Regions from separate parts of the Homo sapiens genome. Here all the other regions are linked to region 2. A link is a contact called in ENCODE Hi-C or POLR2A ChIA-PET data. All regions are on one chromosome and are shown on one strand. Each heading gives the region's core, a stretch centred on a gene start or an enhancer-like site at or near the end of the contact. The rest is flanking DNA. Distances are from core to core; before and after follow the strand shown.

What was found. A loop is a pair of places that touch in the nucleus more often than their neighbours do. ChIA-PET counts read pairs that join two places held with the same protein, here RNA polymerase II (POLR2A). Pooled maps may share reads with other maps.
Region 1: a loop to region 2 is called in a pooled map, with 2.7 times the contacts of the local background. The contact joins two enhancer-like sites. A Hi-C loop is called at or near these places in 2 of 50 pooled maps. POLR2A ChIA-PET finds 5 or more read pairs at or near these places in 2 of 52 experiments (H1 and activated CD4-positive, alpha-beta T cell).
Region 3: a pooled map shows a loop between it and region 2 (3-fold over the local background). The contact joins two enhancer-like sites. A Hi-C loop is called at or near these places in 1 of 37 single-sample maps with no recorded cell type and 2 of 50 pooled maps. POLR2A ChIA-PET finds 5 or more read pairs at or near these places in 2 of 52 experiments (PC-9 and activated T-cell).

What each region holds. Positions count from the first base shown.
Region 1 is chr7:21,896,946-21,899,645 of GRCh38, forward strand. DNAH11 (dynein axonemal heavy chain 11) reads left to right here. Exons shown (of 82, transcript NM_001277115.2): 80 at 2,391-2,503. Among named protein-coding and RNA genes, the nearest start is that of CDCA7L, 48 kb to the right of the region's middle. RefSeq lists enhancers at 1,217-2,416, 1,368-1,427. Within about 2 kb of position 1,451, at least 8 of the 41 ENCODE cell types and tissues checked have a DNase peak (open chromatin) inside an H3K27ac peak, as active enhancers do.
Region 2 is chr7:21,382,554-21,385,352 of GRCh38, forward strand. No RefSeq gene overlaps it. Among named protein-coding and RNA genes, the nearest start is that of SP4, 44 kb to the right of the region's middle. RefSeq lists an enhancer at 1,414-1,483. Within about 2 kb of position 1,443, at least 2 of the 41 ENCODE cell types and tissues checked have a DNase peak (open chromatin) inside an H3K27ac peak, as active enhancers do.
Region 3 is chr7:21,937,782-21,940,481 of GRCh38, forward strand. All of the region lies in intron 1 of CDCA7L (cell division cycle associated 7 like), which reads right to left. Among named protein-coding and RNA genes, the nearest start is that of CDCA7L, 6.8 kb to the right of the region's middle. Within about 2 kb of position 1,415, at least 3 of the 41 ENCODE cell types and tissues checked have a DNase peak (open chromatin) inside an H3K27ac peak, as active enhancers do.

The sequences.
Region 1 (2,700 bases), core at 201-2,700, 510 kb after region 2:
GCGACTGTAGTCCTAGCTACTCAAGGTGTAGAGGTGGTAGGATTGCTTGAGCCCAAGAGGTCAAGGGTGCAATGAGCCATGATCATGCCACTGCATTCTAGCCTGGGTGACAGAGCAAGACCCTGTCTCAAAAAATAAAGTATATTTCATCGTCCATAATTATCAGTTCCAGGTTTTTTATATTTTTGGAAGGGTGCCTAGCTTAGTTTTATAATTTCCTGTTTTCGTTTTTATGACTGTTATTCTCTTTTCCTGAGAAGTTTAAACATACTTACAAGTAAGTATTTTCTTCAAGACTTCTCTATTTCCTGGGTTATAAACCTTCCTGTTTGTTGGATTTGCTGGTGGTTTTTCATGCCCTATACTCTTATGTCTATACCTGAATGACAGTTTGGCCAGTTATTAAAATATAATAACACCCTCAGTTGGAGGCCTTTGTAGCCATCACTCTCCTCTTGTCAAATGCTGCCGTGGAGATGTCAAAAGCTAGCATACTTCTTTTCCCTTTATAAATGGCTTCATGTTTTCCCCTGGCCATCCAGGGATTCTTCATTGTTCATATTATTCTTTATATTTTAGTATTGATTACTCTCTACCAAATTTTCTTGGAACATGATGTGCCCTTGATTGTATAGATTCAAAGGTATAATTTAGGAAAACTCAAATTTTCTAGAATTACACTTTTTTTTTGAGAGATTCTCATTCTGTTGCCTAGGCTGGAGTGCAGTGACGTGATCGCAGCTCACTGCAACCTCTGCCTCTTGGGTTCAACCGATTCTCCTGCCTTCAGCCTCCCTAGTAGCTGGGATTACAGGCATGTGCCACCATGCCCGGCCAACTTTGTTATTTTTAGTAGGGATGGGGTTTCACCATGTTGGCCAGGCTGGTCTCGAACACCTGACCTCAAGTGATCCACCTGCCTCGGCCTCCCAAAGTGCTGGGATTACAGATGTGAGCCACCACGTCTGGCCTCATTTCAGCTTTCATTTTATTGCTTTCACTCTAACCCTTTACCTCTTTATTTCCATTTGTTTTTATTATTCTCCCTTACGCTGTTTCACTTTTGCTTTCATTTCTATAATTTTATTTTCTACTTCTTATTTGGGGTCTTCAAACTTAATTTCCTTACTATTTCCTACCTGATCCCTTCTAAGTCATGATCTTGTTTATATCAACAATCACTTGTTTTAGTTGTTACAAATTGTCTGCAGTGTTTATCCTCATGATGGCAACATTTTGAGAGAAATGTCTTCCTGCCTTTGCTTTTCTCATTCGCCTTTTTCCTTTGTGTGGTGCCTATGCTGTTTCTTCTTCTTATCGTCGAGTATGCTTTTTCGGATCCAGCTATCTGGAAGAACTTAATATAGGTCCGGGCACAGAGATTTTCCTTGTGGTGACGTAAGTTTGACCGTGAGCATTCTGAGCCTTTTCTTCTTCACGGCCCAGAGTCAGGCAAGTATCTCAGGCAGACATGTTCTGCCATGTGGTTTGTCAGGGTGTTTCCTCATTCACCCCCACTTCCTTTGCATATCTGAAGCAGACAAGGTCCTAGAAAACTTCAGTGCCAGCCTTTCCTTCTAGAGAACTCTGGCTTTTACACTGAGGCTATGCTCTCTACTCCATTCTCCTGGTCCCCTTTAAGCAGCCTCTGAAACTTACAATTCAAGGTTTCACTTCTCTCTTAATTTTATCGAAGAGGTTCATCTGTCCCTAGCCTCTGTGAGCCAGCTTCCTTATAGGTCAACTGCAAATACTTCCTACCTTGCCCAATTGTGAGGAGCCGAGAAGAGAACATGTACGTAACAGCAGCGTTTCTCAACCCACCGGCGTGCCATTCCTGGCTGACTTGTTTTCCTAATTAACCTTTTTCCTCCCCACTTTCAGGCAGCTACTGCACGTGCTTAGACTGCCGTCACGTGCTCCACTGCCTCCGCACATGCTGTTCCCTCTGCTTATCAATCAGATTTCCCGGCAACTCTGGTCTTGTAACCACCATCACAGCCTTGCCATCCCTGGTCCTCAGACACCCTGTCCATACCTCCAAGTTGGCGCTTGTCAGTCCAAGTCATAGGGTGATGACCTTTGTATAGTCACCACATAGCATGAAGAGGCTCTAATAAAAGCTGTTGCATAAATGGAAATGAGTTTTCCACATTCCTCAGTGTATCTTGCTCTAATGTAAACGCTACAGTCATCAAGTCTCCAATGGGAAACAAACTAGCCCTTTAAAGGGACAGTGCCCTGCAAATTGTCAGGGAAGGATTTTACCAGCTAGCAGTGGTATACTTCTCCTCCACCACCACCCTGCCCTAACCGCCCACAACAGAACATACTGGAAAATGGCTATTTTACTGAACAGCAAGTTTTTCTTCCTCCCTCCCATAAACCAGGTTCAATGACCTCCTCCTGCGATGCCGAGAACTCGATACTTGGACACAAGACCTTACCCTTCCGGCTGTCGTGTGGCTCTCCGGCTTCTTCAACCCTCAGTCCTTCTTAACTGGTAAGGGCTGACGCAGTGCAGCCCCTGATGCACACAGGACCACAGCCTAACCAGAAGCCCTGCTTTGTTTACCTATGATGGCGTCTCCTTGCCCTGCTCACCAATCCTCAAGCAGCAGCCATTATAGAAAGGACCAGCAGCTATAGAGGAAACAGAGTCCTGGGCAGGCGAGTAGCAGCAGGAGGGAAAGGACCTCC
Region 2 (2,799 bases), core at 193-2,692:
AGTGATCCACCCACCTCAACCTCCCAAAGTGCTGGGATTACAGACGTGAGCCACTGGGCCTGGCCAAACAGTGCATCTTTAAATGTGATCCTGAGACCTCCAGTTGACCCACAGTGGTTTGCAGAGAGTGTCTGTATGAAAGGAAAAAATAGAATAAAACTCTATTCACACACATCTCACAAAATTGAGTATAAGATTATTCATTATTAAAAACTTTTTTAAAAAGCTCGTCATTATTCTCGCAGAAATCCAATTACATGTTTAATGAGTGTTGGTTTGCATGCTCTGTAAAAACTGCATTGGTAAGTTTATCTTGGAAAATATTTTATGTTATTTTTTACATCTATGATTTTGCATTTTAATTAATACTATTGTACTTTATCCCCAAGTCACAAAAATGGACCAACAGTGACCCACTGAAGCATAAAAGATGGGAACAAACACTACAATGCCAAATAATTTAATTTTAAAAAGATAAATAGTATAGCCCTCCAGTGAAATGTAGAGTGGGGTGGTTTTACACAAGGACCTGAGAAAGAAAAATGCAAATGGGAACTGCCATTATGAATATCTGAGTATTGCATTATGTGGTGGTGTCCGTTTACACCATCCTTGTCAAATAGTGAAGTTTTGTCAAATGATAACATGAAGTATATATGCCTTTGCTCCATTTTCAAAGAAAGCCCAGTTTCAATCAAGTAAACCAATTTAATTTTTCTAGAACAAGCAAATATACTATTTTCTAGTATAAAGCTGATTAATTGTATCACTTAAACCAAAACTATAGAGGCATCCTTCAACATTGTACATTTCACAGCCAAAACAGGCAAAAGTCACACTGTTGCTAACAAGCTGATAAAATCAGCCACAAAAGTGAATACTATGTATTTTGCTCAGCTGATAAAACCAGCCACAAAAGTGAATACTATCTATTTTGCTTAGCAACAAAACAGATTAAGTTTTGGCAAAAATCTTTTAGCAAATGACTCTAGTGAATGTTGCCCAATATAAATAGCCTGCAAAGTTAAAGAGCAATCACTGTCTTTGGGGAAATGACCAGGTGGGATATTCAAAATATTTAACAACTGATAAGGCATAGAGAGCAACCAATCATAACAGATGCCAACTGCAAGCAAATGGTATAGGACTACTGGTATGTGTTAGCTTGCCTATCAGCAGATATTTTGCTTTACAACTGTGTAGAGTATGAATAATTTCTTGGCAATTGCCTAATACATATATGAAGTGCTTGACAATGTTTTTTGTTTATCATTAAAAGTCTTAGTGTTCGATTTAGGGGAATTTTTGACCCAAAGTTAATCCAGATGCTCTTCTCTTTGACAGCTGTAATTAATCAATAGCTAGGTGAAAGGTTCAGAACTTTAAGAGACAGACATTGGCCAAACGGTTTTTCAAAGTACTCTTTAGTTTCTATTTCAATAATTGTAAGGTTAATTTGTTTTTGCTTTTGCTTTTGTTTTTGTTTTGTTTTAGAGACAGGATCTCACTCTGTCACCTAGACTGGAGTGCAGTGGCATAATCACAGCTTACTGCAGCCTTAAGCTACTGGACTTAAGCTGTCCTTCCACCTCAGCCTCTCAAGTAGCTGTAACTACAAGTGCACTCCACCAGGACTGTCTAATTTTTTTTTTTTTTTTTTTTTTTTTTTTTCAGTAGAGACAGGGTCTCACTATGTTGCTTAGGCTGTTCTCAAACTCTTGAGCTCAAGTGATCCTCCTGCCATCCTGTCTTGGCCTCCTAAAGTGCTGGGATTACAGATGCGAGTCACCATGCTGACCAATTTTAAATTATTAATCAGCTATTATCCACCCTAGTTTCTCAGCTGCCTGCTATGGTGTCCCCAGTAGAAAACTCTGTTTCTACACTCACACAACCCTTCTGACACCAAATGTGTGGGCATTTTGCACACCAAGAAGCTATCTGATTCTGTTCAGATACCAACTAGGTGTCCAACAATCCAGTTCAGTTCTGACACTAACTACTTAGGATGTGATGTTCCATTGGTTTTAGGGCTCAGACCCACAAGATTGCCCTAACTTCAGAGGCCAGTTCCGAGTATCAGGTTTCTCATAGCATACTTCTGACTTACACAATGTATAAATTGAGGCTCCCAGGACCCCCTCCTCGGGTTCAGTAATTTGTTAGAATGGCTCACACACGCAGAACTCACGAAGCCATGTTATTTATTTATGTTTACTGGTTTATTATAAAGCATACAAATGAACAGCCAGATGAAGAGGTATATAAGGCCATGTCAGGAAGGGTCCCTAGTGCAGAAACTTCTGTTCCTGTGGAGTTAGGGTATGCTAACTTCCAGCAGGTGGATGCATTCACCAATCCAGAAATCTCACTGTTCAGGAGTTTTTATGGGGCTTAATCTCTAGCCCCCATCCCCAACTTTGCAGAGTTGGGGGAGGGTGGAAGCTGAAAGTTCCAAGCCTCTAATCATTTGGTTTCTAGTGACTAGACCTGTCCTGAGACTATCGAGGGTCTTCATCCTAAGTCATTTCATTAGCATGAACTCAGGTGAGATCAAAGGGAGTTTATTATGAATAATGAAAAACTCCTACCACTAAGCAAATTCCAAGGGTTTTAGTGCCTGGATCCAGGGACAAAAACCAAATATATTTCTTATCATTTCACAGTCTCTTTGTTTGAGCTGCTAGTGTTCCCACCAGTAGAGTTGTCCTGTTTTAGTAGGAGAAAGCAGGAAATAAAATTGCCTAAGCCAAGCCTCATCGTCTCAGTTAGGTATTTTCCTCTGGGTTTGGTGACCTG
Region 3 (2,700 bases), core at 165-2,664, 560 kb after region 2:
CCAGATACAAACCCTTGCATATACAGTTAACTAATTTTCAACAAGGATGCCAAGAATAATGGCAAAGAACAGTATTTTCAACAAACAGTGCTGGGAAAATTGGATTAGGTTGGACCCTTACCTTAAGCCATCTATAAAAACTAACTCAAGATGGATCAAAGATCTAAATATAAGAGCTAAAACTATAAAACTCATGGAAGAAAATACAGGGGAAAAGTTTCATGACACTGAATTTGGCAATAATTTCTTGGATATGGCAACAAAAGAAAAATAAATAAACTAGACCTCAAAATTAAAAACTTTTGTGCAAAGGGCGCTATCAAGACAGTGAAAAGGCAACCTATATAGAATGAGAGAAAATATTTGCAAATAATATCTAATAAGGGATTAATATCCAAGATATATAAATAACTCACTTAACAACTACAAAAACCCAGTTAAGAAATGGGCAAAGGACTTGAATTAACATTTCTTCAAAGAAGAGGTACAGGTGACCAACGGGCACAAGAAAAAAATTCTTAACATCACTAATCATTGGGGAAATGCAAAACAAAACCACGATGAGATACCACTTTATGCACATTAGAATGGCCATTAAAAAAAAATCCAGGAAAGAACTAGGGCTGGCAAAGACGTGAAGAAATTGGAACACTCGTGCACTGCTTATGATGATATAAAATGACACAGCCACTGTGCCAAACAGTATAGTGGTTTCTGAAAAAATTGAATTTAGTATTATCATATAACCCAGCAATTCTACTTTTAGGAACACACACCCAGAACAACTGAAAGCAGGGACTGAAGCAGATATTTGTATGCCAATGTTTATTCATTGGTATTTACAATAGCCAAAAGGTGGAAACAACCGACAACATAAATAGATGAGTAAATAAAGATGGTATGTACACATAAGAGTATTATTCAGACTTTAAAAGAAATGACGTCAGGCACAGTGTCTTATGCCTCTAATCCCAGCACTTTGGGAGGCCAAGACAGGAGGATTGCTTGAGCCCAGGAGTTCAAGACCAACCTGGGCAACACAGAGACTCCATCTCTACCAGAAATTTTAAAAAGAAAAATTAGCCAAGCAGGGTAGTACATACCTATAGTCCCAGCTACTCAAGAGGTTGCAGTGGGAGGATCACTTGAGCCCAGGAGGTCAAGGCGCAGTGAGCCACGATAGCACCACTGCACTCCAGCCTGGGCAACAGAGTGAGACCCTGTCTCAAAAGAGAAATAATTGAAAAAAAATTCTGATACATACTATAACATGGATAAACTTTAATAACAATGTTAAGTGAAATGAGCCAGTGACAAAAGGACAAATACCATATGATTCCACTCATATGAGATACCTAGGATAGTCATATCCTCAGAGACAGAAACTAAAACAGAAGTAACCAGGGGCTGGAGGAAGAGGTCATAGGGGTAATTGTTTAGTAGGTAGAGAGTTTCAGTTTAAAATGATGAAAAAGCTCATGAGAGATCAGTGATGGCGGCACAACATTGTGACTATACTTAGTAACACTGAAAGGTTAAAAATAGTACCTTTTATTATGTATATCTTACCACAATAAAAAGCCCCACAGGGTAGTCAATGTTATGTTTAAAAGAGAAGAAATAAATGGGAAGTCATTTTAGATATGTATTTACACAGGTCTTAGAAGAGCTATTCAGCAGATGAGTACCTAATGAACTGGAATTTTGGCAGAGATCCTGGGAGTGAAGTGAACCAAATCACTTGGGAAGTGTGAAGTAATTTCCTCCTCCAGGGAGGTCAGCAGATAGAACATGTGAAGCCAATGTTAAGATTTCTCTGGAGTCTAAAAGATTATCAAATTGGACAAGTCTGTTCTCAGTGTTTTCCAACAAGGTGCAACTGACGTTTTGGACAGAACAACTGCTTCATCCTGTAGGACTCTCCTGCCTGCCACATGGTACTTAATACCCCTGAACTCCAAACCACTTACCAGGGGCATTCCCCTCACCCTCATCACTCTAACAATCAAAAAGAAACCCACCCACGTTTGTTACCACGACTACCATGACCCCAGATCACTCAGATGACAACCACAGAGTGATTGAATCCAAAACTGAAATAGGAGCACCCTGGTCTGTTAGGATATGACAAGCTATAAAGCAGTAGCAAACAACCCTAAATCTCAATCAATAGCTTCAAACCAAAAAAAAAAAAAAAAAAAAAGGCTTCCGTCTTGTTCACATTACATGTCCATCACAGGCCAGCCCAAGGCTCTATTCCACACTGTCCTCACACCAGAACCTGGGCTGATAGAGCTACCACTCTGCAGAATGCTGACAGATGCAGTGGCAGAGGGAATGAGATACAGTAAGTGGTATGCTGGCATTTAAATAATTCACTTAGAAGTGACATATAGTACTTCTCATATTCCACTGGCCAAAGCAAGTCAAATAGCCTTGACTGTTTCAGGGCCAGGAAAGTGCAACCCTACACCACTTACCTGGAAGGAAAAGAACCAGCCCTGATGACTTCCAAACTATGCCTGCGAAGTGCTCTGAAAAGTAGAAAACGCTATATAAATGTTAATTAAAAGAGTATATTACTAACAATACTACTTTGCCCTTCCATCCATTCAATGGATATTTATTAGGCATCTAATACATGCTGGACATCGTCTCCTAAGCATCAAATATATGCCAGACACCATGCTAAGAGAGCTG